Regions from separate parts of the Mus musculus genome. Here regions 2, 3, 4 and 5 are each linked to region 1. The links are chromatin loops, found by intact Hi-C in ENCODE. Cell type or tissue: heart. All regions are shown on one strand.

Region 1 (5,000 bases):
GAATGAGGCTGTCCGCTCAGAAGGTCTTTGACATTCATTGGCTGTTTAGAGAAGTGCTAATTGATGCCTCAATTTCCCCATCTGTGAAAGGGAGCTGGGACCTGTTAGGTCTGTGACCATGTCTCCTGTTTGCTGCTGTGAGTGACTGGCTGGCACCACTGACATGGCTTCTGACAGGCTGTGTAGAGAGCACTGGCTTGCAGTCTGCTGCTTGGTAGCTGTGTGGCTTTGGGCAAGTTACTTCACCTCTCTGATCAGCTCCTCAGCTATCAGAAAGGGATGATGATAAACCTGCTTTGTGGGGTTATGGTGAGACTCGGATGAGCCATGTCCAGGGAAATGCAGTTTTCGTTTCCCACCTGCAAATGGGGAAATTCCTTCAGGACACTCCCTTAGCCCACCCCACCATGTTTTCTCAGCTAGCACATTCCTTGTCTCTCCCTCTGTCTGACTTCCCCCTGTCACCCATCTGAGCCTGTCAGACATATCACAGCGATGATGACGGGGATCCTTTTTCTGTGGGGGTTGGGAGACAGCTTCATCAGGAATTCCTGGGGTCTCCTATGCCCCCTCTCTCCCAGTCAGACCTGTGCCCCTGCCCTCCCAGTTCCCAGGCCCCCTTAATACCCGTGAACCCATTCACCATTTCAATCCTGGCTGTTGTGATAGGCCAGGTTGCCCCAGCAACAGCACCGAGTATTTTGGGATGGATCACTAAGCCTTTCAAAGGGTCTCGTTTCCAACTCAGGCTCAGAGAGATGAAAGACAGAAAGGGAGCACAGATGAGGGTGAGAGGAAGCAGAAGGCCTGCTGAGCAAGGCCTGAGACCAAGGCCTCTGCCGCTGAAATGCACCCCAGCACCGGGAGTGACAGGGAGTTACTTCAGCAAGCTGGCTGTGGCTAGAGGACTTGATCTGGGGGAAAGAACTTTTGTCTCAGTAGCTCCTGCAACCTGTAGTGTGTTTGGTCTAATGACACCATGTCTTCATCTGAGACCCAGGAATGCCATCTCCCTGCGTAGACAACCCAGTGAGGTCAGGGTGCCAAGAGCTTTTTGCTAGTCAACCGAAGGCAAAGAACATTCTGAGAAGGACACAGGGTAAAGGGTCTAGTAGTACGGGCTGTTGGAGCTAGTGGTTCTGGACCTGTGTGCAGCTCGTGAAATGAGGAGTTAGAGACAGTCCCCACCATGTTGTGTCTTTGAGAATGCTCTGGTGGGAGGAGCCCTGGGAAGTGTCTGAATGCAACAGGGGGCCGAGGCAGAGCTAGAGACCCTAGGCTCACAGACTTGTAATGGGGCCTCCCAGATGCTGCCTTGCCCTGCAGCCCTGGATATTCATGGCTCAGTGATCACCCGGCAGGGAAGGCTGTCCTTTGAATTCAGTTTCACTACAGTGGCCCTCCCCTCAGGCCCTGCTTCTCTGGAGCCTAATTAGGCTTCCACCCACCCCCACCCCCCTTTCACTGAGCCTGCCCTGTGCCATGGGCAGACTCCCCAGGATTTCAAGCCAATTGCTTGTTTATGAGCCCAGCCCGTCTGTCTTGGGACGAGGCCCAGAGGCACAGCCAGTGAGCCAAAGAGCCCCCCTCTCCCAGCCAGAACTGGATGGCCCCAACCGGTTGCTGTGCTCACAAGTGCCTTCCATGTTAGTGCTGGTTTAAGTGCCCATCTTGGCTGGGTATCGTTTTATCCATTTCTGGGACTTTCTAACCACTTCCAGCCTTTGGGGCTTCATTTCACCCAGGATAGTGATTAACATCATGAACTTTCCTGAGCTTTTGGGAGGATCAAGTGAGCTTACAGGCACTGGCATCATCAGCAGGTCACCATAAAAAAACCGTAAGTCCACCCTCCCCCCCCCCCCCCCGCAAGACCTCCAGGCCTGCTGGTGCACTTTATTCTGGGTCTTGTCTGGCATGCCCAGGCACTCTGAGGATGTGGCTGTCAATACTGCTCTCTGGGGATTGGGTTAGTGGTCTCCACTAGAGTCCAGTGATGGTGGCAGCGGAAGGAAAGCACGGCCGCTGGCCTCCACTGGACCAAACCCAGGGCTGGTTCTGTAGATGCTGGGAGAAGAGTGACAAGGAAATGAATGTACTGTGAATGTTTGCAGCTAATCAGCCTCTCCCATCCTGGCAACGACCACGGGCGGCGGGGTGGGGGTGGGGGGGAGGGAGTTGGAGCTGAGAATCTTCAGGTTCCAGGTGAGAGGTGCGGGCTCCCCCAGAGGAGAGGAGACAGGAGACAACCATCCTCAGCTTGTGGGAGTAGAATCCAAACACTAGTTGCACCGGGACCCAGCAGCGGCTCCACCCAGGACCACAGCGCCCTCTGCTGGCACCGGTTTGCACAAGACAAGCTGGGCCTGGCTGTGCCGCCTCAGAGGTGCTCTGGGGGTACTGAAGGCAGAAGGAGTGATTTATGAACCTAGCTATTCTTCTTTCTCAGAGCACCCCTCCTAGCCCCACATCCCTGCAGATGGGCTGAGCAGCCATGTGGGGCCAGGAGAGGGACAAGATTAATAAAGCTGTCTGGCCCAGGCGGGAGCCTGCTGCGGAAAGCCCCAGGACACTGCAGAACCTCGGCCCCATCCCTGCCCTCTCTGGGCCTAGGGGCTCCCATCTGTCAGGGAACGGCAGGGCCAGGTCCTGCCCCTACAGTCTCCAGCTGGCTCAGGGGAGGGTTTGAGCAGCGTTCCCAGGCTCTGTGCTCAGCTACTTAGCTCAGGTCAGAGATGTTGGCCACTAAGGCATGGTTCTTCCTCTCTCAGGAGCTGCCTCTGCCTCTGTGTCCCATGGGTACCGTCTTTCCAGGAGCTCTGTTTTTTTTTTTTTTTTTTCAGTTAAATTACATGCTTCTGGTTGTACCGATGCCAACCATGCACTGCATCTGTGGTCCTCCCCACACCCTCCTCCACTCCGGATACCAGGGATCTGGGTCGGCATCCCTTTACTCATGGTGTATAATGACACTGAGGACCACAGTTCCTCAGCCCTCTATGTGTCCCCTCTGGCACTATGGATTCTTTCAGCCACCTTTGGTTTCAAAACTGATCATTTCAGTTCTCCGAGTGATTTTCCCAAGGTCTCAAAGGAAGGCAGGGGCTGTCCCAGGCTCTGAAATGAATGGAGCCACATTTTCTAGGCAGATGAAAGTTGGATTGTGGGACAGGATTTCCAGGACAGAAGGAAAGGAGAGTGGGGACAATAGGAGTGGGGTGACCTCAAAGATGGTCTGTGTGCCAGCAGACAGCACACATGTAGTGGAGGCTCCTTGGTGAGGAAGTAACAGCTAGCCACCCGCTCCTCCTGGACACTGGGTTGACTCCCGTGTAACCTTCATTCCCTACCCTGTATTCAGACAAAATGATACAGAACTCAATTAGGGCCATGGCCTGGGTTGGTAGACATGTGTGACAGTGCTGGACCAGGGCAGGGATCAGGCAGGGGAAGAGGAGGGCTTGGGAAACCATGACCCAACCCCGTTTCCCTAAACCCCATGGCTAAGCATGGATTAGCCACAGAACCACAGCTCCCAGAATGGCCCCAGAGCTGTGACAAGTCAGGTGGCTTCATCTTGTCCAGTTAGTGATCTCTGGTGAAGTTCTGTCTAAAGCTTTTAGGCTTGTCAGACCTGGAAGCCCCCTCTCTGCCCTTTCTGAAGTTCTTCCCTTTTGAGTCCCGCCAAGGCAGAAGTACAAAGACCTGAACACCACCAGGACCAATTTTTAGGGAATCCTTACCAGTCAGGTCAGGTAGGATGGTAGGCAAGTGGATGGATGGGTGGATGTATGGACGGACGGGTGGGTGGATGGATAGATGGATGGATGGATAGGTGGATTGATGGATGTATAGATGGATGGATGGGCAGATGAATCCTATGAATCGGTGGATTGGTGGAAGAGTGAGAGAAATTGTGATAGGAAGAGGGAGACTCTGTCACCCATAATATTTCTCACTGATCCCAAGTCAGAGCATCTGAACAGGTCTTTTGAGCCCTGGAAATCCTCTTGGGAAGGACTCTTGATCCCAGCTCCATAGGGGAAGTACCGATCTTCTCCTGGGTCTGTTGTCCAACACAGCCTGTAATGAGATCTGGACTGTAGAACTCCTCACAGGTGTGATTAACACAAGTCTCCACAGAATAAGCCCAGTTTCCTTGGCGCTGTTGGGATCTGGCTCTCTCGATGAACTTTATAGCAAATCTTAATGCTTTAAAACCAAGAAAAGCATGCTGGGCAGTGGTGGCACACGCCTTTAATCCCAGCACTTGGGAGGCAGAGGCAGGTGGATTTCTGAGTTCGAGGCCAGTCTGGTCTACAGAGTGAGTTCCAGGACAGCCAAGACTACACAGAGAAACCTGTCTTGAAAAAGACAAAAAACCAAAACCAAAACCACAAAACAAAACAAAACCAAAACAAGAAAGACTCCCTGCATCAAATCCTCCCTAAGGGGAGCCTGTGTCAGGGGGTAGGATGTGGTGGCATGGCCCTGATGCAGAGACATCCTAGCAGGTTCCCAGATGGCATCAGATGGGTGGCCACCCAAACCTGCCACCTCCTCTTAGTCTAATATCAGTTCAGATATTGATGAAGACACAGCTCCTGTGCGGTCAGCAGAGTACAGGGGGCTGCTGTGTGGTCAGGAGATAACCAGTGTAGCCCTCCCCAGGTAACATGGCACAAAGTCTCTGCAGCTTTTCCTTAGTGCCACGGGTCAGTTAGTGAGCCGTTGCCTGGGTGCACATCAGGAGCAATGCACTCATTGTGTCCCGATGCCCAACAGCCTGTCATGGTGAACTTTCTCTTCCAGGACAAGCTGGGCTGCTGAGAGACATACCTGAGACCCTCTAACTAAGAGATTGCATCCTGTTGACTCCTGAAGAGCTGCCCAGGTAAGACTTCTGTCCCCTTACACTGTACCCCACTGTGACTCTGTCCAATCTATGTGTCTTTCCTTGCGGTCCCCCTTGCTCACTCTCTATCATCTGTCCCCACCTG
Region 2 (5,000 bases), 560 kb before region 1:
GCCCCCATACTGCAGTCAGGGGTCAGGCCTTTAACACAGGCTTCAAGCGATAGTGCCACTAAGTATCTTCTCACACAGTGATTGGCCTGGGTCTCCTGAGTGGAATACCAGCCTGCACCCTTAGATCAGGCTCTGCTTCCTGTGGGCCCTGGAAAGCCCTTCTGAAGAGCTTCGTGCCATCCCAGTAGAGAACAGATTGCAGGTTCCTGATGCTGGTAGCTTCTCACAGCCCACTTGTGCTTGCTGGGATGTTCTGGGCTTCCTGTTACTACTTGCTGTTGATCTCATCGGAGCTTTGTGAATCCGAGAATCTGTCTGGAGATTGTCAGGTCTCCACCGTAAACCCATAGCACTGGGGAAAACCTGCCCCTGAAGAACCTGGGTGTTTGGTTCTTTTTGTCTCTTTTAATAATTATTTATTTTTAATTTCTAGATAGAATCTCACTCTATGCCAGACTGGCCTTGGCCTCATAGAGATCCACCCACTTCTGCCTCCAGTGTGCTGGGGTGGAAAGCATTGCCTCCACACCCTAGCTGATGGTATCTTCGTTTACTAGGTTAATTATAGAATCATCCACTAAATAAAATTGCACCTCACGTAAGATTCTTCTATGGGAATGTTAGGAAGAAGCTAGGCCTGGGGAGGTGAGCCGTTCTGTCTAGTCTCCCCTCTGCCCTGCCAGCCCCATGCTGAGAGGCATCACTTATGTTCTGGAACAGAGCGCCCCCTGACAGCCCACAGTGTGGTGCAGTTGCTCGGCAGGATCAGGGTGGGAGCTGCCTGCCTGGGACAAGCCTGGCTTCCAGTAGGTTGTCACTGGTGGGCATGGCATCACTGGGACAGCTGAGATGACCTGAAGGAAGGGGAAGGGCACAGAAAGCACGCTGCTCCTTGGTTATTGAGTTTGAGCACTGCGCTGAGCCATGGCTCCATCGTGCTAACTGTGTGACCATCCCCGCACGGAGCGGCCTAAGCTTTCCTTTTATCATCTATGGAATGAAGGCTTAGCTGAGTCACCTGCATGTTCTAGACAGCCATTTAACTCCGTGGAAGGCTTGTCTCTGGCAGGAGCAGTACCCTCCCAGCCAGCCCTGATATTTAAGAGGTCATCTCTGAGTACCTCAAGTCACAAGGGCCCTGACTTCTGCTGGTGGGCCCTCCCCTCACATCAGCTCTGGGACTCCTCTGCCTGCTCTCTCACCCCTCCCCTGCTTCCCAGAGTTCATTTAGCTGGGACTGTTCCCCAACTGTCCCAGGTGCTCTAGGGTAACATCAGCCTGTCTGCCTTTCCTCAGGGCTCGTGTTCCCCAAGTGGCCTCTTTTGTCTCCTCCCTCCCCCAACCCCATTTCTGAGCTGGACTGGTCCCAGGTAACAAGCTTGGCTTAATTTCCCAGTTCCATATAAAGGCTGACAAAACTGAGCTCTGGCTACACACCAGTCGCACCTGCGCCTCCTGCCCCTCCTGCAAGCGGTAAAGCTTCCAGCATCCCTCGTCATTGCCCTAAGTTCTCCTTAGTGAGAACGTCAGCTTTAGTTGAGATCCACTAGTTCCACTGATAATATGTCACCTCTCAGTTTGGAGAGTATTAGTGTCATGTCACTATAAAGATGTCCTGGAGCTTAGAAAGAAGGTTTGGAGGCTCACGTCTAATGTCTGTCAGCTCACTGGTTTGGTCTCCCATGTTAATGGTAGGGACATGTGATGGGGTAAGTGGTCATGAGAGAGCAAGATGGGGGGGGGGTGTTGAGCCCCACAGCATCCTTTCAGGGCACGCCCTCTCTGAGTACCCCTTGCACTTCACCCCTTAAAGGCCACAGTGCTCTCCACTGCCACCATCTGAGGACCAAGCCTTTACATTTGGGTCTTTGGGAGACTCACCAAGGTGTACACTGCTCTGTAACTGCACACGCTGCCTTCGCCTTCTGTGTATACCTGTCAGTTGAGCGTCACCCTGGCTTCCTTCTGTGTACACCTGTCAGTTGAGTGTCACCTTGGCTGCCTTCTGTGTACACCTGTCAGTTGAGCGTCACCCTGGCTTCCTTCTGTGTACACCTGTCAGTTGAGTGTCACCTTGGCTGCCTTCTGTGTACACCTGTCAGTTGAGCGGCACCTTGGCTGCCTTCTGTGTACACCTGTCAGTTGAGCGGCACCTTGGCTGCCTTCTGTGTACACCTGTCAGTTGAGTGTCACCTTGGCTGCCTTCTGTGTACACCTGTCAGTTGAGCGTCACCTTGACTGCCTTCTGTGTACACCTGTCAGTTGAGCGGCACCTTGGCTGCCTTCTGTGTACACCTGTCAGTTGAGCGTCACCTTGACTGCAGTGTTAAAGCTGCTCATACATCTCAGTGGCTCCTCCCCAGGAGCAGGAGCGCAGCTTCAGGTCCCTTTGTAATCTAGGCATGTGCTTTGTGGAGAAAACAGTCACTGGGCCTCCTACCTCCCTGCCAGGTGAGAGGTCAGCATTAACTGACACCAGGGCCTGACATTATCCTGAGAGAATTAGAGCAAGAGCTTAACAAGATGCAGGAACAGTTATCGCCAGCAGGGGTCTCCCTCTACTTTTAAGTGACTAATTTTCCTGCCAGGGATTTAAGTCTGTGAGAAATCCCCAATGCCAGGAACTGCTTGCTTCTCAAGGGACAGAGTCCTCACTGCTGTTCTCTAGAGACCATTTTGTTCAAGTGACAGTGCAGGCATTTGCGCTACATGGGACAGCACCCATCACACACACACACACACACACACACACACACACACACGCATGCATTCACGCACTCACTGAGGGGGAGGTGGATTAAAACTAACTGAATATAAATATAAAAGAAAGGCTATGATCTGAGTGTTGTATAGTCATTATCATCGGAACCGTTACTGTTGGCATAAAGGAGAGGGCTATGGAGCGGCTATACCTACGGACAGAGCTCCTGCCCTAACTGAGCCAAAGCTATGAGGAAGCCAATTGTTATGAAGAAGACCATAACAGAGAGAAGCCCCACGGCAGATAATTCTGAAAAATCCCCGAGAGCAATGTGAACAACACAGCACTGGGAAGTCTAGCTGTGACCTGCGTGGCTTCAGGAGAGATGTTGAAAGCAATCTCTTCAGTTAGTGGATGGGAGCTGGCTCTCACTTGAACTTTATTGTACCCTGTGCTAATTAACTAGTTAATTGATTTATTGAAGCCCTAATTGTTTTTTTTGGGGGGGGTTATGGGCCATAGTAAGGCTTTGTGCCTAGTTACAAGGGCAAAAGTCATCTTGGGGTGCAGTTTACCCACAGAGCTGGTTGGGAAGATGGTGTTCAAGTTCTAGAATACACTAAGCTCAAACAGACTCAGGAGCAGTTGCCAGGCAGGTTGGCTGGGAGGCAGCCTTCCCAGTAGGTCTTAAAGATGAGCTTTGTTATGTTAAAGGCAGGAGGAAGTTTGCAGCTAAGTGTCTCTCTACAGTCAAATGGCACTTTCATATCCCAGCCTCCCTGGAGTCACCAGAGAAAGCATGCAGTCTCCTGTCTCCGAAGGCTGGGGAGACGCTGGACTGGCTGCTTAGAAATGTTTATGTGAAGGGGGAAAGGTGTAAGTGGACCCCTGATTTATCTGTCGAGCAGAGTTCCCAATACTGTTTTATTGCTCAGTGGCTCCACAAGCGGTGACCTCTAACCCTAGCAACACTAGGAGGTGGAAGTCAGGAGCCTGCCTCGCCTTTGAACTCGCCTTTGTACTCAGCTGACCAGAGGCCTTCGAGGCGGCAGGGCTTGACCATCTTGTCTTCTCTCAGGTCGCCAGCACTCAGGAAAACCGAAGCAGCGAGTCTCTGCTCTGTTGCATCTCACTGTAGTTTGTGGTTGCCTAGGAGATATGCCACATCTGTATGCAGCAGGGGAGCCTTGGGGATGGTGGCATCTGAGTAGGGGATGGACAGGCCACTGCTTAGCAAGTAAGCCCAAGGGTGCAGCACCCAGACAGAGCTGTGCCCGTCTGTGCCTGTGCCCACATGCTTCATGTGTGGGCGAGCAACTCGAGGGTGCTCTAGTTTGCCTCATTTATACAGAATCTCCATGCATTGAATTCCAGGATTTGGTTTCCATAGCCACTGCTGTTTTGATGCCCCAACCTTGAAGGGAGGGCAGTGTCACACCAATTATTTGAGTCTGAGATGGGTCAGAACTCTCAGCAGAGCAGCCAGAGCCAGAAGTGTTGTAGGCTTCCTTCCCTGCAGGGGTCTGCACAGATGGTGCAGTTCTTCAGGACACAGTGCCTTTGTTTTGTTTTTCATGGCCTGCATTCCCGGTCTCAGTATCAACGAATATACCATCTCTCCAAAGCTGTTATTAGTGGGAACCTCAATCCTTAAATTAAAGTTTAATCTGGTAAACATATATAATTAAAAAATATATTGGTTCATTTTTGTCTTAACAGTGTTTTCTGTTTGGTCTATATTTCTTTTTTGTTCGTTTGTTTAGATTTACTTATTTTTATTTTGTGCATGGGAGTGTTTGCTCGCATATTTTGTCAGTGTGCCACCCCAGTGCCTGGCCCATGGAGATTAGAGGAGGATGCCAGGTCCCCGAGAAACGGAGCTACAGACAGTTGTGAGCCACCTTGTGGGTGCAGGGAATTAACTGCTGGGCCTGGGCCGTTGTTCCAGCCCCTTAGGCTTTCAGGTTTGAAAGTGTTCTGCAAGTCCCTCATGTGTCTAGCTCCTCAGCCACCCAGCTCTGTGTTATCCAGGGATCCCTTGTGCTGCTGGCCTGTCTTGTCCCTAAGGTTGTCTGGCAGTCTGCCCATTATCCCTACCCAGCATACCCCAGTTTACAAAGCAGATTCTTTCTACAGGAGGGAGATCGACTGTTGGAAGAGTCAGCTTTTACGTGCACTAATCTTCCAAAGACTACACAGCCAAGGCAGGCAGGGCATACACTGTTCTGCCACAAATGCGCTCAGACCCCAGGGCCATTTGGCCTGGGCTGTGGATGAAGTCAGGTCGCATTCCCAGCCA
Region 3 (5,000 bases), 430 kb before region 1:
CAGAGAGCTGAGCAACACAACAAAGGTCCTTTAGTAGGCAAATGATGAGCAGGCTGAGGAGCACGTGGTGGAATTACACTTAGTAAAGAAACAAACCACCCACACAATACGGGGGAGTCTCAGAAGCACACTACACATATAAGGGAACCAGCCTGAGAATGAACACGGTGTGACTCATCCAGTTATCATGTGCACTTGGGAAAGATAAGAATGGAGGCGCAGAGGGCAGATGGTTGGCTACCAAGGGCCAGTGGGGCTAGGGGAGAAGGTTTGTCCACAAAGAGATCTCATTGATATGAGGCTGTTCTCGAACTATATGATTTCACCTTTGTGATGGGGTCAATGGGTATATAAATCTGTATGGGAACGCATTAAAGACTTTACAAATTTACACCGAACTTCATTTCACACGATGTTATTTTATGGTGTGAAAAAATCTAATTAAAGAGAAAATATAAAATGGGATTGAACACCATACAACGTTCGAAGACCTTCATCCCAAAGTCCCACTTCCAGGGTCTTATCCTAGAGAAGCAAATAGCAATGGACCTAAGGAGTGAATGAGAGACCAAGTTCATCAGGCCCTCGTCTACTGGAGGTTAATCAAAACAGTCAGCATAAAGGGTATTCTTCCCATACGCATATCCTGTGTAGCATCTTTGCTAGGATTTAACATGAATTATTGTGCGTTTAGCTGCTGGATTATCTCCCTTTATTCCTATTGTCCCCTCCCCATTAGAAAGCAGGGGTCTTTCTTCTGTCCATCATTTAGTATTGCACTAGGAACATATTAATCACTCAGTAAACACCTGATGAATGAATGAACGAACCCCATTATAGAACAGGGCTTTGGCAAATGGCAAGACATGCCTTTCTATGAAGTTTTGGGTTGAAAATAAGCATGGGGTGATTGTCTTTGGAAAAGGCTGGGAACTTTCCAGAAGCAGAAATGAGAGGATGTGGGCTAACTTTCTCCTGTTGTTGGCCCGTTTTGTCCTGGCTGGGTTGAAATATTTGTTCTTTGGGATAAGCTGTGATCTGAATCAGAGACTGGAAATCCCAGGGAAACCTGTGTGGACAGGGAGCTGACACTGTGCTGTGGGGTTATGGGAAATGAGAGGCCTGGACGGAGTGGGATGGGAGAGGACAGCTTCAGAGAAAAGCTCCCATCGTGGTGGGGATGGCACTGTCATGGTAGGGTGATGCTGACCTTCCAACTGGGCTCTAATGGGCTCCAAGCCAAGGCCTCTATGACTGCTGGCTGACTGCCAATGCTCAAGCCCAGTCCAGATTTCCTCATAAGACTTGGTCTGTAGGCTTCTGTCCTTGAGTACAGCCAGAGGTGTCTAAGACACAGGCACCCATCATGCCACACCCCACGGCAGAGGCTCCCTCCAGCTCCCAGAGGCCTCATCCAGATGCTTCACACAGGGTGGGATACCCCTTGGAACTGTGCATACCAGCAGTGAACGTATTTAATATGAGAGCACCCTGAGTCCAGTCCCCAGCACTCACGCAAGGAGCCAGGCACTGTGGCACAGGCCTCTGATCTCAGCTCTGGGAAGGTGGAGGCAGGAGGAGCTCTGAGGTTTGCTGGCCAGACAGCCTAGCCAATGAGTGATCTCCAAGTTCAGTGAGAGATATTGTCTCTCAAGAAATACGGTGGAGGAGAATAACTAAAGATTACACTCCCTTGATTAACAACCTCTGCTTTCCATGTGACTGTGTACCAGTGCGCTCTCTCTCTCTCTCTCTCTCTCTCTCTCTCTCTCTCGCGTGTGTGTGTGTGTGTGTGTGTGTGTGTGTGTGTGTGTGAGATTTCTGTGGATTTCTGTCCTTACCTTATTCTGGGTTCTCTATGGCTGGACTCCCTATCTCAGCACACACTGCCTGTGGGGTCTCGTTGCCTCGTGGAGGTAGAAGAGACCTTTTGAGAAGGACCTCAAAGAAACCAGCCATAAAGCAGGTATGAAGTACCAAGGGTGGCCCTAAACAAACTTCTGGGCTAACAACTGATGTTTCCTCAGATCTACAACTCTCAGTGAACCCATGACACTAGAAGTACAAAAGGCACATGGAGGGACCAGTCCTGTGGGCAACCAACACCTGGGAGAGGTCCCAGGCAGCTGCTCACCCTCAGTGCTGGTTCTGTGTCACGATTGTAGGTCCAACTCCCAAAGGCCAAGAGCAAGGCTGCAGTTTCACACACTTACCACTAAGAGGCACTGTAGTTCCAATAAAGTATTTCTGGGCCTGAGGCAAAGCAGAGGGGAGCGGGGCACCCCTTAAAGTGATTTGAAGAAGTTCCTGGTAGGATCTATCAGTTCAGCAGGTATTCAGCCCTACTGTGTACCTGCTACGATGCCATATCTGGGAAGGGCACAGGGATGGACAAGGCAGGTCTCAGTACCTTCTGGAAGAATGCTTGCCTCTATCTTATAGTTCAATACACCAGTCTCAAAACACCCCAAGGGGCAAAACGAGGCACCAGACAGAAACCTGTTTAATATCAACAGCATCTGAATGAAAGGCCTGAGGTCTGGACTTTTATTTTTGCTTTTCCCTGGACGTTGTCTTCCTCTCTGCAGGACCCTAAGTATCCCTTGGGTTCTGGCTATATTGCCACACAGTAGGTACGCAGGAAATATCAGACTCACTTGTAAATGACTGTCTTATGACAGAACAGTTCAGTACACTGCCTTGTCTTGATGGTGGATTGCCTTACGGCTTGGAACTGTCGCCCCTGGCCTGTGAGATCCTTCTGGGGATGCTTAATAGAGGCAGGAGCCACAGTCCCACCTGATGTGGATATTCTCCGGGCTCTTCTCATGGGGGAGGCTCTTTCCTGGTTTAGAAGAGTGGGATCTCGGAGTCAAAGAAGGAAGAGGAAGTAACGCAGAGCATTGTGGAGAACAGGGAATATGCTTTGTAGTCTACATGGTCTTTGGGACCTGCTATGGTGACACCCTCTTTATAGACACCAAGTAAAAACACCCCACTCCACAACTTCAGAAACTGAGACAGAGAGGGCAATGGCTTGTTTAAAAAGTGGCCTGACCTGTGATGCTTCCACTGCATCCTGCTGGGCAGGTGTCTTAGTGGAACAGATGCCCGGTGGGACAGGACCAGACATTCAGGGACCAGGCCCAGGAAGACAGGAAACAGAATGGGAAGTGCAGGAGGCCAGCCCCTCTCGGCTGCCTCATGAAGGACCCATCACGCCCACCTCCGTGCTGGCACTGAGTAGGCTGCCCTGTGCGTGAGACCAGTGTCACCAACTTCAGGGACTTCAAGAATAGGCCTGTGACTTCTTTCATAACTGCACATCAAAGTACTTAGAAGTAAAGAGGCAGACAGGCAGCTTAATCAGCTCATGGAAAAATAACAACATACCCTGTGTACCTGCCAGCCAATCAGCACTTGCCTACTGATTTATATAAGACCTAGACGATGGAGGACGACTTAGCTGGCGTGGCAAAGCTGCCATGTGTGGGGAATCAGCAGAGAGGCATCTGGGCTTTCCCACCACATTTAGTAGCTTTTCCCTAAGTCTGAACCCTTAGCAAAATGGAATGTTTTTATAGAGAAATTATATATAAGGACCAGTAGGAAGCTGGCCTTATCCAGGATCCCACTACAGATCACATTCTATACTGCTTAGCACGGGGCCTGGGCTGGAGAGCCCCCTCCCCCGACATAGCATCCTCAGCCTCCAATGTCCTGTCCCCATGTCCCCCGCAGATGGCCAGCTCCAGAGCAAACCTCGTGCAGCTCTTTGTGAATCCATCTCTCCCAGCCCTTCAGGGGCCACACATAAAACCTTCCTTTCCTTCAGCAGTGACATTTAGGCCTGTAGCAAAGTCTGTGGGCAAAGGACAGGCTTCTGTTGCAGCTGAGAGTTTAAAAAGACTCTGGATCAATCAGAGTTTCCATTTTCTGGGCTAGAAAGATGTCACCGTAGGTACAGGTGCTTGCTGCCAGGTCTAATGACCCAAGTTCAATTCTCTGGTCCTGTACAGTGAAAGGAGAGAAAAGCAACTTCCACACATCGTATTTGTGCACACATACATATACAGGCCCATAGCCTGATAGAAGGCACAGACAGGTAACAAGTGCCATCTAGTTGTCACAGGAGATTCCAGCTAAGTGAACATTGCTTTGTGTCCACAAAAAGAAGGGCTGGCTGCTTCAGGTTGAAAAGATCAAGGAGATATTTGAACTTAGAACTAAAAATCCAACCAGGACTCAAACTAGCCTATTAGCCGCTTATCTGAAGAGACTGGCGATGTCCTAGCTTCGGCCAATGAGGGCCTAGCCCAGGCCTTAAAATCCAAGTTCTGTGTGCCACTTTGTGTGGCAGAGTACAGTGAAAGGTGGGACTTGAACTCGTGTCTTTCTGCTTCTAGCCCTGTGGTTGGTCTTCTCACTGCTTCTTTTGATTCCCATAAACTGTGTGGCTTTGAGTATGTCCCCAAATACTAGTAACTTGATAACCCAGATCCTGTGTTTACTCTCACAACAAAAGAAAGCCTGTATCCCTGATCCACAGCTCCCTCTGGAATACTGTGGCTAGATGGAGCAGCTTAAATCCTGTGCAACATGAAGGAATGAGAGGGGTCTGGGGTAGGACAGGCCCAGGTTCATCCCTAATTCTCCATTCTTTGTTCCTTCCCCCACCCACTCACTCACCTAGCATTTCTGGGGTACTTTAACAAGCCGGCAAAATTCCAGATGGTGGGAATGGAAAATATCAAATATTCATCTCAAGAAGGAAGGCTGATGGGAGGTACAGGCTGGGAGAATGAGAAGGGCAAGTCACCTGACCTAGGTGACAGAAAGGATGGCCGGGGCAGCCTTGGTCTATGTGGTAGGGATGCTGAAGCTGCCATTCACTGAAGAGGCCAGCTTGAAGCTCTGTCTAGCAAGCCTAGCCTCATCATACTAGGGATATTGACTATCCTCACCTGAAAAATGGCAGAGGAGAGAAAGATGCTCCCAGA
Region 4 (5,000 bases), 77 kb before region 1:
TGTACAATTAAAAAAGAGCAGCTCCCTGCCCCCTCCTGTGTAGAGGCTGGAGAGCCCTGCCTCGACCTCCCAAGTGCTGGGATAAAAGGTGTGTGCTATCATGCTCTACTACATAAATGCATATGTATGTGCACATATGCATTATGAATACACGAGGCATGTGTGCATGAGTGTGCCTGGGCTTTCAGGGAAGGGGTCGGAAGACAACTCCCTAGAACTGAGTCTCAACTCCTACTCGGGGTGCCAGGGATTGAACTCACGTCATCAGGCTTGAATTGTAAGCTTCTTACAAGCTGAGCCATCTTACTGGCCCCTAAGACCTTCAAAGAGAGAAAGAAAGGCAGGCAGACAGGCTAAGCTATACAGTCTTTGGAAGTGTCCATACATACTATTAAAACCTGCTATAGATTGCAGCAATTACTTAGGCCCGAGGAGTTTGCAGCTGTCACTCAGACCCTATGAGGTTACAGCAGTCACTCAGACCCTGTGAGGTTGTAGCTGTCACTCAGAACCTGTGAGATTACAGCAGTCACTCAGACCCTGTGAGGTTGTAGCTGTCACTCAGGACCTGTGAGATTACAGCAGTCACTCAGACCCTGTGAGATTGTAGCGGTCGCTCAGGCCCTGTGAGATTACAGCAGTCACTCAGACCCTATGAGGTTGTAGCTGTCACTCAGACCCTGTGAGGTTGTAGCTGTCACTCAGACCCTGTGAGGTTGTAGCTGTCACTCAGACCCTGTGAGGTTGTAGCTGTCACTCAGACCCTGTGAGGTTGTAGCTGTCACTCAGACCCTGTGAGGTTGTAGCTGTCACTCAGACCCTGTGAGGTTGTAGCTGTCACTCAGACCCTGTGCGGTTGTAGCTGTCACTCAGGCCCTGTGAGATTACAGCAGTCACTCAGACCCTGGCTCTCCACAGGGTCATCCTCAAGGCAGTGCTTCATTCCTGACCCTGCTCAGAACTATTTGCTCTTAGTTGGTGTAAAGTTCAAGTTTGTTTTTTAATTTGATGTGCATGTGTGTGTGTAGGGCGACTGTGTGTGTGTGTGTGTGTGTGTGTGTGTGTGTGTGTGTGTGCAGAGGCCTATGGAAATTAGAGAAGGCACTGGAGTCTCTGGAAATGGAGTTACCGACAGTTTTGAACATGATGTAAGTGCTGGGACTTGAACTTTGAAGCATAATGTAAGTGCTGGGATTTGAACCCAGATCCTTTCCAAGACCAGTAAGTCGCTCTTGATGGCCAAGCCATTTCTCTATCCCCTGGTTTGAGGTTTGTCTTAAAATTCCATACATGCAAGTCTTATGCCTGTCACTTGACCCCTGGAAGGATAGCTCTCTGCCCTGTCCCTCACTAGTAATGTGGAAATGGCTCCCAGGAGTCCTTGCAGGAGGATGGGATGGAACTAGGTGAGGACAGAAAAGAGGCCTGTGACAGAGTCCTGCCATATGGCTCTGGAACTTCAGGTGCCCTGTCCTGGAGACGAACCCTAAATTGGTACCTGTTCAGATGTAGCTTCCTATGGACAGAGTCTCGGGTACCACCTTTGTGTCTGACGTGGTGTTTGAGAAAGCTTGGTCCCCAGAGTGGCAGCTTATCCTGGTGACCTCTGGGAAGTCAGTCAGTCCCACTTGCTTAGCTCAGGGAGACCTCATCCTTGCCCATTCCCCCCTCCCTCTCTCTCCACCCCTTTCCCTTTCAGTACAGCTCAGTGTGGAGGCAGCTGTTTTAATTAAAAGTTGCATAAACACCAAGAGATAAAGATCCAGGGGTTTTGCGTTGTATCTCTGCCAAGACTCCCCAGACAGTCTTTTCTGTAGGAGAGGTCCCTCAGGAGCTAAGATCAACTTCAAAGAGAAGACTTCTTAGGAGCCGTGGAGCCACAAGGCAAGCATGTTCGGCAGGAGACCCTGAGGCTAGAGCATGAGGTGGCGAGCCTGTCTGCTGTCTTGCTGTCCGAGTCCTCTGGCTCGTTCTGCATCCTGTAGTGTCAGTCTGAACGGCGGCTCTTGAGAAAAGCAGAGGACTCGATGACACAGAGAGGGGAACAAGCCAAAGGCTGGAATTGGGATTTCCCAGTGTCCCAATATCATCTATTCCAGGCCTTGAAGCCTCCTGGAGGCAGTGAGGAGAGCCAGAGCAGCGCTGGCCACTTCCTTCAGAGAGGTCCTTGTGGTTTTTAGGAAGTCTTAGCACATGGGGATAGCCAGCCCTGCGTTTGTGCCCAAGCTGTCTCATTCTCCTCCCCCCCTCCCGTCTCCCCTCACAGACATTCCTAGCATCTCTTGGTGTAGATATTCCAAACCCCAGTCTCCAGCCTGAAAGTGCTTGCTATAGGTTAGACCACCAGAGTGTTCTCCAAAGATAACAAGGGTTGCGTGAGCATGTCTGTTGTTATTCAAGCGGAAAAACAGCAGTTGGGAGCTTGGAAAATGCACTGAAGCTGTTGCTCACCCTCAGGATGAGAGGCCCCTTCCTTTCCTGCCTTTGTTCACGCCTGCCCAGGCGCGGCTTCCATGGAATCCTGGCTAAAAGACCTCTCTGTTAGCTTCCTGCTTTTCTTTACTCCTGTCTCTCACTGCAGGATCGTGAGTGTGTGTGTCGGGCGGGGGGCGGGGGGGTGCTGCATCCCAGCAGAGGGTAAGGGCCTCTGCTGCCCACAGAGCCACTCACTTCCAGAAGCCACCATTGTCTGATTGCCTCTTGAGAGCCTCTCCAGATCTCATGAGCAAAATTAAACTTGAACTCTACACAGGCAGGAAAGACATTTGTACATGTGTGATCATGTGCATGTTCAAGCGTGTGGGCACACATCTGCCAGTGTGTGTGGAGGCCAGAGGACACCTCCAGGTGCTATTCTTCCTTAGGAACATACAGTTTGGCTTTTGAGGCAGACTTTCTACCTAGAACGTGGGATATTTTCCCACTTCCACATCCCTAGTGCTGAGATGGCAATGTCTGCCATGTTTGGCTTTTTACAGAGTGTGGGGATGAAATGTAGGCCCTCCTTGTATGATACGCGGGCTAGTTTTACCTCGACTTAACATAGTTAGTCACTGAAGAGGAGAGAGCCTCCATTGATACAATATATCTATAAGATCCAATAGTAGGCAAGCCTGTTGGCCCCATTGTGGGTAGGGCCACCTCTGACCTGGTGGTCCTAGGTTCTATATGAAAGCAGGCTAAGTAAGCCAGGAAGAGCAAGCCAGAAAGCAGCACTCCTCCATGGCCTCTGCATCGGCTCCTGCCTCTAGGTTCCTGCCCTGCTGGAGTTTCTGTCCCGACTTTCTTCTGCGATGTGGAAATATTAACCAAATAAACCCTTTTCTCCCCCAAGTTGCTTTTGGCCATGATGTTTCATCATGGCAGCAGTGACCCTAACTTGTTCACATGGCAAGCATCTAACAAACTAAGCCCAAGAAATATATTTCTAGGATAGCCAGTCCTGGACAATATTTGTTGTACCATGCACTCTTGTGATATCACTGGGAAGATGTGATGTTTATCTGAAATTTATACATAGCCCGATATTCTGTGTTTTATCTGGTAACTCTGTCCTTTGAGTATCTTTGAGATAGTGTATCAGTAAGGTTTTGCCACTGTAACAAATGCCTGAGATGAGCCGCTTATAAACAGATAAGGTTTATTGGGGATCATAGTGTGTGATGCCTCAGTCATACATGGTTGGCCCCGTTGCTTTGGGCTTTGATGGAGCATCCTGGTGAGAATATGTGGCCAAGCAAGACTGTTTATCTTACAAGAGGGGAGGGAAAAGAAAGAGAGACAGGATTCAACCAAACCCCTTCAAGGACACACAGCCATTGACCTGCAGACTTCCTGCTAAGCTCCTGTTCTGGTTAGTTGGATTTTTGTTTGTCTGTCTGTCAACTTGTCACAAGCTAGAGTTATCTGAGAAGAAAACTAAGAAAAACAGTTCCATCATAATTTAAGACATTTTTAAAATTAATGATTGATGTGGGAAGGCTCAGCTTACTATGCGTAGTGCCATCGCTGGGGCTGGGGCTGGGGCAGGGGGTGGGGGAGGTGAGGAGATGATCCTGAGAAAGCAAGCTAAGGAAGTCGTAAGGAGGAGCAAGCCTGTAAGCAGCATCCCCCCCCCCCCCCCGTGGTCTCTGTCTGAGTTCCTGCCTCGGCTTCCCTCAGTTATCACTGATAGGCTGTGATCGGGCCATGTTTTTTTGGTCATGGTCCCTTCATCACAGCCATAGAAGGCAAACTCTAAAAGTGCTTCCACCTCCCAGGAGAACCAGGTACCAAGCCTGCAGCATGCAGGTGTGTAGGGTCATTCCATCTCCCTTTGGAAGGGCACTGAGAAGGATGTGTGGGTGACATCTTAGGGATCCTGGGGCTGTATGGAGGACTTTTTCTCAACATAGTCTCACTGCAGGCCCCTGCTGGGGGAGGCTGCCTTTCCAGTGGTCCCTTTTTTGGGAACTTTCTGTACCCCTTACACACTTGAGTTTCAAGAGGCAATGATATGTAATCAGTTAAGTTGTAGTTAATATAGAAACCCTGTGTCTGGTAGATTCTTTCCCATTTCATGGGGGGACTATCCACAAATCCACTGAAGTTTAGCACACTTGGGGTCACTGGGTCTCTGAGGGTCTCCTCTAAGCACACCCTATCTTCATCCTCCTTTTGGTAGCCTCCAGTGACTGTGGTGTTTGGTTTGTGACATAGTGGTGTCAGTTAACCCCTTCTTAGGACTCTGGGCTGCTTCAGTAGAAGCAGAAGCAAGAATGGTTTTCCTCCTGCCATGATGGTTTGAGTGAGTTGAGTCCTGGACTACAAATGCCAAGAGCAGCAGCTCTCAGCCTGTGGGTCACGGCTCCTTTGGGAATAGCATATTGGATCTCCTACATATCAGACATTTACATTACAATTTACAACAGTAGCAAAATTATAGTTATGAGGTAAGAACGAAATAATTTTATGGTTGGGGGTCACCACAACCGAGGAACTGTATCAAAGGGTCACAGCAT
Region 5 (5,000 bases), 51 kb before region 1:
CTGTGCCCGGCCTGGAGACCTGGGGAGAGGCGGCTGGACATTAAGTGGTAGAAGCTATGGGGTGAGAGCTCTAGGGCATGAAATTGGATGGAAAGGAACCTCAGTGTGCCTGCCCCATGCTAGAAAGAAAGGGGAGAAATGAAAAAGGATATCCCAGCCTCCCACTGCCCCCATCCTACTTACAACCTACTCATTGCTACTATGCTGTTCAGAGCATTGCGGTGAGCCATGACCATGAGCTCATGTGGACAATGGAGGGATGAGGGTATGAAGGAGGAATGATAGATATACGCAGTTCAAAGGATATTGGCATACCCACCCATCCCTTGAGTGCCATATTTTTCCTAGGCCACCAACCAGTAAGCACTGGGTATTTGCTCGATGTGGAAACTTGTATGGTTTCTATGACCAAATTTCTACTACAGAGGATGTCAGCTTAGTACAAAAATAATTAGGGCCATAGACCATGGTGGCACCAGAAGCTAGCCACAGGGACAGTCCGAGTTTTTCAGAGGACAGGAATTCCAAGAGAGTTGAAGAACATCATTATTGAGGTGTCCGTAAAAGACTGAGGCAGAGAAGATGGCCTTCTCTGGTCACGGGATGGCTTGTGCTCATGCTTGGATGTGGGAAGCTCTCAGTGTGTTCCAGCCCAGGGATGTTCCTTTCTTATGGTAGCTCTGCACCATGTTGGGATGCCGGCACAGTAGAATCCTAAAGCAGGCTAGGGCCAGGTTACCAAAGTCCTTAGGAGTCCTTAATCGGGCCCATGGCCTGGGGGTCTGGCTGTGATGGGAACAGACCACAGGAAGAAGAGATGAAGAAATGAGAAGGCACAGTCCTACCACAAAACAGAGTCCCTGGGGTGGACGTCGGGAGCAATGCAACCAGCAGCAGGACGGCTGGAAAGCACAAGGTCAGACATGTCCTAAATGTCTTAAGCCCCACACTTAGAGATGTTAGGAAAAGCAGTAGAAACAACTGATAGGACAACAGATGTTAGAAACAACAGTTGAAGAACAGCTAAGCATTGTAGCACGAGCCTTTAATCCCAGCACTCGGGAAGCAGAGACAGGTGGTTCACTGTGAGTTAGAGGCCAACCTGGTCTACATAGTGAGTTCCAGGATGGCCAGGGATATGTATCGAGATCCTGTTGCAAAGCACCAAAAGGAAAAAGAAAAAAAGAAAGTTGGAGAATGTCAAATGAGCGGGGGGGGGGGGGGGGGGGGGGGAGGGGCTGGATGACCGAGGGGGGGAAGCCCCTTCCTTCACTGATAGTGAGGGAGCAGTGGGCAGGGTGAGTGATTCATCGTGGGCCCAGGTCTGGGGCTCCTTGGCTCCTGTGGTAGCTCAGTGCTTGTGCTTACAGCGGGGTGTGTTTATCCCTAAGGTCTGGATCGACATTTTTCTTTTAAGTCCAAAGGCCTTTTACAAATCCCAGCCTAAAACAACAACTGGATTGCATTTCTGAGGAGGAAGGGGTGGGGGGAGAAAGCAGAGAAGAAACCAAGAGAACCTTTTCACTCCCCCACTCCCCCACCGGCCCTCCACCCTGCCCGCTAATGATCTGGGATGGAGTCTGAGCAATAAAAACACAACGGGGTGTTTAAGTGGGGTGATCTGCAAGGCCCGGCCCCCAGAGGGCCTGGGAAAAGGAGAAGAATCAGTTTATGGAGAAATAACAGGCTTTTCTTTGTGGGCGGCATTTAGTAGTGGGAGCCCAGCTGCCCTGGGGAAGGGGATTGGGAGGAGCACCCTGTGGCACCACGTGGGATGTGTCCTGGACTGGACTGCCTGATGGGAGCCATGCTTCTTCCCCCCCCCCCCCCCATGCATCTCCAGGGATAAATGCCATCAAGAGAGGCTGGGCTGGTCACTGCTGTGTGAGGCTGCCTGGTGGACCGGAGGCAGCCTGTAGGAGGAGCCCCAGATAGAGGTGTCTTTGCAGAGTCAAGGAGGGAGAACTCCGAGGGACTTGGCTGGAAGCAAGGAAGCCTATCTGGCTACTTGCATAACTTTTTATGAGGTAGACATTTAGAGAAAGTGGTTTCTACTAAAGGCAGCCGGCAGCTGGGCATCTTCTGAGGTCTGCCCGCTGCGCTGGCCTGGCAGTGGGAGTCCAGGAAGTGGCAGGTTCTTTCCAGATGAGTTGCAGCTGTAGGCTAGGAAGCTGATGCCCCAGTTCTAAAGGGAATGAGTTTTGGGGTCTGCACTCAGTCCCTCCGTCTCTCTGGATTTTTGTATCTACCTTCCTTCTCTGTCAGTTACCTCCTGTGACCACTGGACCCTCACTGGGAAGCTTAAAGCAACACAAATGTGCAAAATCTCAAACTTGTGAGACCCAAAGTTGCCCACAACCGGGCAGGAGAAGTGACCTGAGTGCTCAGGAGAGAGGTCTCGCCTGCCTGCCTGCCTGCCTGCCTCCCCCGGCTGCAGAGGGGTTACTGGCCACCCTGGACATTTGTTCTTCAGGCTGAGGCTGCCTTGTCTAATCTGACAGCCCTTCCTCTGTGTGCCCTCATCTGTTTTTAAGGACACAGACGTGGGACCTGGCATGACCTCATCCTGCTAGCTACATCAGCAGATGTTTTCCAAATAAGGCCATGTTGAGAGTCTGTGGCTGATGAGAATTTTGAGGGGATGCTATTTCATCTAGCACAACTCCCTTCTGCACACCACTGCTTGTACTTTACAAAGCTGAACATTTGTAGTTGGCTGACGATTAGTAAGTGTCTGCTGGATACAGAGTTCAGGGATGAGCCCCACCACAGGGAAAAAGATGCTCTCCCGGGGTTTTCAGCCTTCACTCATAATTAGCCGCTGTTAGCTATATTTTTCTGCAGTCTGTCAGAAGAAGCAAGGATTCTTCCCATGATTCATCTCTTCTGCACAGCAACACCTGTGGCCTTTGCCTTGACAACTTCAAACTTGCTCAGATGTCTTAAATTGTGAAAGCTCTCTCTCACCCTGTTCCTTCCTGTCTCTGTCTCTTTCTGTGTCCTTCAATCTCCTCTCCCTCCCCCTTTCCATCTCTTTCTCTTTGTCTCTCTTTGTCTCTTTCTCTGTGTGTCTGTCCTTCTCTCTCTCTCTCCATCTGTCTCTGCCTGTTCCCTCACCCTGTGTGTGTCCTTCTCTCTCCCTGTCCCCCCATCTCTGTCTTTGTCTCTCTGTCTGTCTCTGTCCCTCTTCCTTTCCCCTTTCTTTGTGTCTCTGTGTGTGTCCATGTGTATGTGAACACACACACCAATATAAGTGTGCCTACCATGATGGTTTGTATATGCTTGGCCCAGGGAGTGGCACTCTTAGCAGTAGTGGCCCTGTTGGAGTAGGTGTGGCCTTGTTAGAGTAAGTGTGTCACTGTGGGTGTGGGATACAAAACCCTCATCCTAGCTGCCTGGAATCCAATCTTCTGCTAGCAGTCTTGTGATGAAGATGTAGAAATCTCAGCTCCTCCTGCACTGTGCCTGCCTGGATCCTGCCATGCATGTTCCTGCCCTGATGGTAATGGACTGAACCTCTGAACCTGTAAGCCAGCTCCAATTAAATGTTGTCCTTATAAGAGTTGCCTTGGTCATGGTGTCTGTTCACAGCAGTAAAACCCTAACGAAGACACTCATGCTAAAGAACACTAAAGGTCCTCACGGATGCAGTTCATCATGTCTGAAGCAAGGCTTGTCATTGGCAGTGTCCTTAGACTATGCTTACTGGCTAGAGAACCACAGGATCCTTCTCTCCCTGCCTCCTCGGTACTGGGCTTGCAAGCACGTGCCCCCACACTTGGCAGTTTGAAACAGGTACTGAGGTTCAAACCCGGTCCTTGATCTGGCAAAGCAAAATACTGACTGAGCCCTTCCCCAGCACCTCACCTCTGTTTTTAATGTCACCTGTCTCCATGTAATAATCTAACTCACCATGGGGCGCAATGCCTCTGAGTCCAGCAGCCCTATTCAACAATTGTGGGAATTCTGGCTAGTAATCTAAGAAGTCCTTGGCGGAACTGAGTCAAGTATGACGTGAGGCTGGCAATGGTGCCGCTCGATTTGTCTGACTCATGCGAACTCAAACCCTGTTCATTCAGATGGTTCTGGAACTGCCTGAATGGGTTGTTGGTAGAGTATATTTAGCTACAGGATTCTTGGGTAGTGTGCTGAAAGAAGAGCGTTCTTAAAATATGAGTTTGTTTTGAAGTCATTTGAAAGAAAAACATTTTGTAAAGAATAGTATGCCAGCCCGATGCTGGAGATGGAGTAAACTGGGTGCAGGTGGGATGCAGCTGGGTGCAGGTGGGATACAGCTGGGTGCAGGTGGGATGCAGCTGGGTGCAGGTGGGATGCAAAGGTGTGACTTCTGCAAACAGGAAGATGGAGGGCAGCTGGAGGCTGGGCCCTCTACTCCTGACACTGGCTATTAGGGAGCAGTTCCTAGAACTTTCAGGGTCAGAGCTTGGGTTCTGGCAACCCTAACAAGTTCAGCTAAGTCGCTTAACTCCAAGAGACCAATTAAACAGACACATAATAGTGCGAGTCAGAGAAGATTTATTTAACGGGGCCACATTGGGGAGAGGACCATTGACTCTCCTAGGTGCATTCTTAGGGTCCTGACATGAATGTTGGGCTTTCAAAGAAGGCAAGATATGCACATAGCTTGTTCTAACCACCTCCTTCGCTGACCCATCATGGTGTCAATGCCAGTCTCGATCGCAAAACAGTCTAACAACTTGTCAGAATGTGTGAAGTCTCTTCCTGGGAGACAGGCTTCCCCATCAGCTGGCACCAAGCTTCAGCCTTTTCTCCCAACAGGATGGTCCTCGGGAATTTCAGTTTCTTGGGCTCCATTGTTTCAATATCTAATGGCCAAGGTAGAGGCCCAAGTGTCTGCCCAGAATCTTCTCATCCCTGCAGGACAGTTACAGGAAAGTTTACTTCTGGGCTTGAGTCTCTGCTGTGATGCTTATGAGTCTGGTGACCACAGGCCTGTCCCTTGTTCAGTACCTGTTTCT

What was found. Hi-C counts contacts between places; a loop is a spot of excess contacts. Peaks named below come from ENCODE experiments on the same cell type or tissue, not always from the same donor. Only the 100,000 strongest peaks of a DNase experiment are listed, where the experiment ranks them.
Region 2: it touches region 1 in a loop (2.2-fold over the local background); 5 of 42 quality-filtered maps call a loop at or near these places.
Region 3: a loop joins it to region 1, with 2.1 times the contacts of the local background. A loop is called at or near these places in 10 of 42 quality-filtered maps.
Region 4: a loop joins it to region 1, with 3 times the contacts of the local background. A loop is called at or near these places in 2 of 42 quality-filtered maps.
Region 5: a loop joins it to region 1, with 4 times the contacts of the local background. A loop is called at or near these places in 7 of 42 quality-filtered maps.

The regions. Positions count from the first base shown.
Region 1 is chr2:93,224,391-93,229,390 of GRCm38, reverse strand. Tspan18 (tetraspanin 18) reads left to right here. Exons shown (of 10, transcript NM_183180.2): 3 at 4,813-4,894. The region is part of intron 1 of Gm32824 (a long non-coding RNA gene); the gene reads right to left. Among named protein-coding and RNA genes, the nearest start is that of Gm32824, 7.7 kb to the right of the region's middle. In heart, a CTCF peak has its summit at 2,351 (motif pointing left); a DNase peak (open chromatin) is centred at 2,330; H3K4me3 peaks cover 356 bases; H3K27ac peaks cover 2,481 bases.
Region 2 is chr2:93,783,989-93,788,988 of GRCm38, reverse strand. All of the region lies in intron 7 of Ext2 (exostosin glycosyltransferase 2), which reads left to right. Among named protein-coding and RNA genes, the nearest start is that of Ext2, 36 kb to the left of the region's middle. In heart, a CTCF peak has its summit at 2,533 (motif pointing right); a DNase peak (open chromatin) is centred at 2,528.
Region 3 is chr2:93,656,424-93,661,423 of GRCm38, reverse strand. The region is part of intron 1 of Alx4 (aristaless-like homeobox 4); the gene reads right to left. Among named protein-coding and RNA genes, the nearest start is that of Alx4, 16 kb to the right of the region's middle. In heart, a CTCF peak has its summit at 2,211; no DNase peak of the experiment used is centred here; H3K27me3 peaks cover 3 bases.
Region 4 is chr2:93,301,093-93,306,092 of GRCm38, reverse strand. All of the region lies in intron 2 of Tspan18 (tetraspanin 18), which reads left to right. Among named protein-coding and RNA genes, the nearest start is that of Gm39881, 8.9 kb to the left of the region's middle. In heart, no CTCF peak of the experiment used is centred here; DNase peaks (open chromatin) are centred at 1,602, 2,112 and 2,232; H3K27ac peaks cover 3,894 bases.
Region 5 is chr2:93,275,246-93,280,245 of GRCm38, reverse strand. All of the region lies in intron 2 of Tspan18 (tetraspanin 18), which reads left to right. Among named protein-coding and RNA genes, the nearest start is that of Gm39882, 20 kb to the right of the region's middle. RefSeq lists an enhancer at 1-2,358. In heart, a CTCF peak has its summit at 1,921; DNase peaks (open chromatin) are centred at 1,795 and 2,565; H3K4me3 peaks cover 370 bases; H3K27ac peaks cover 4,075 bases.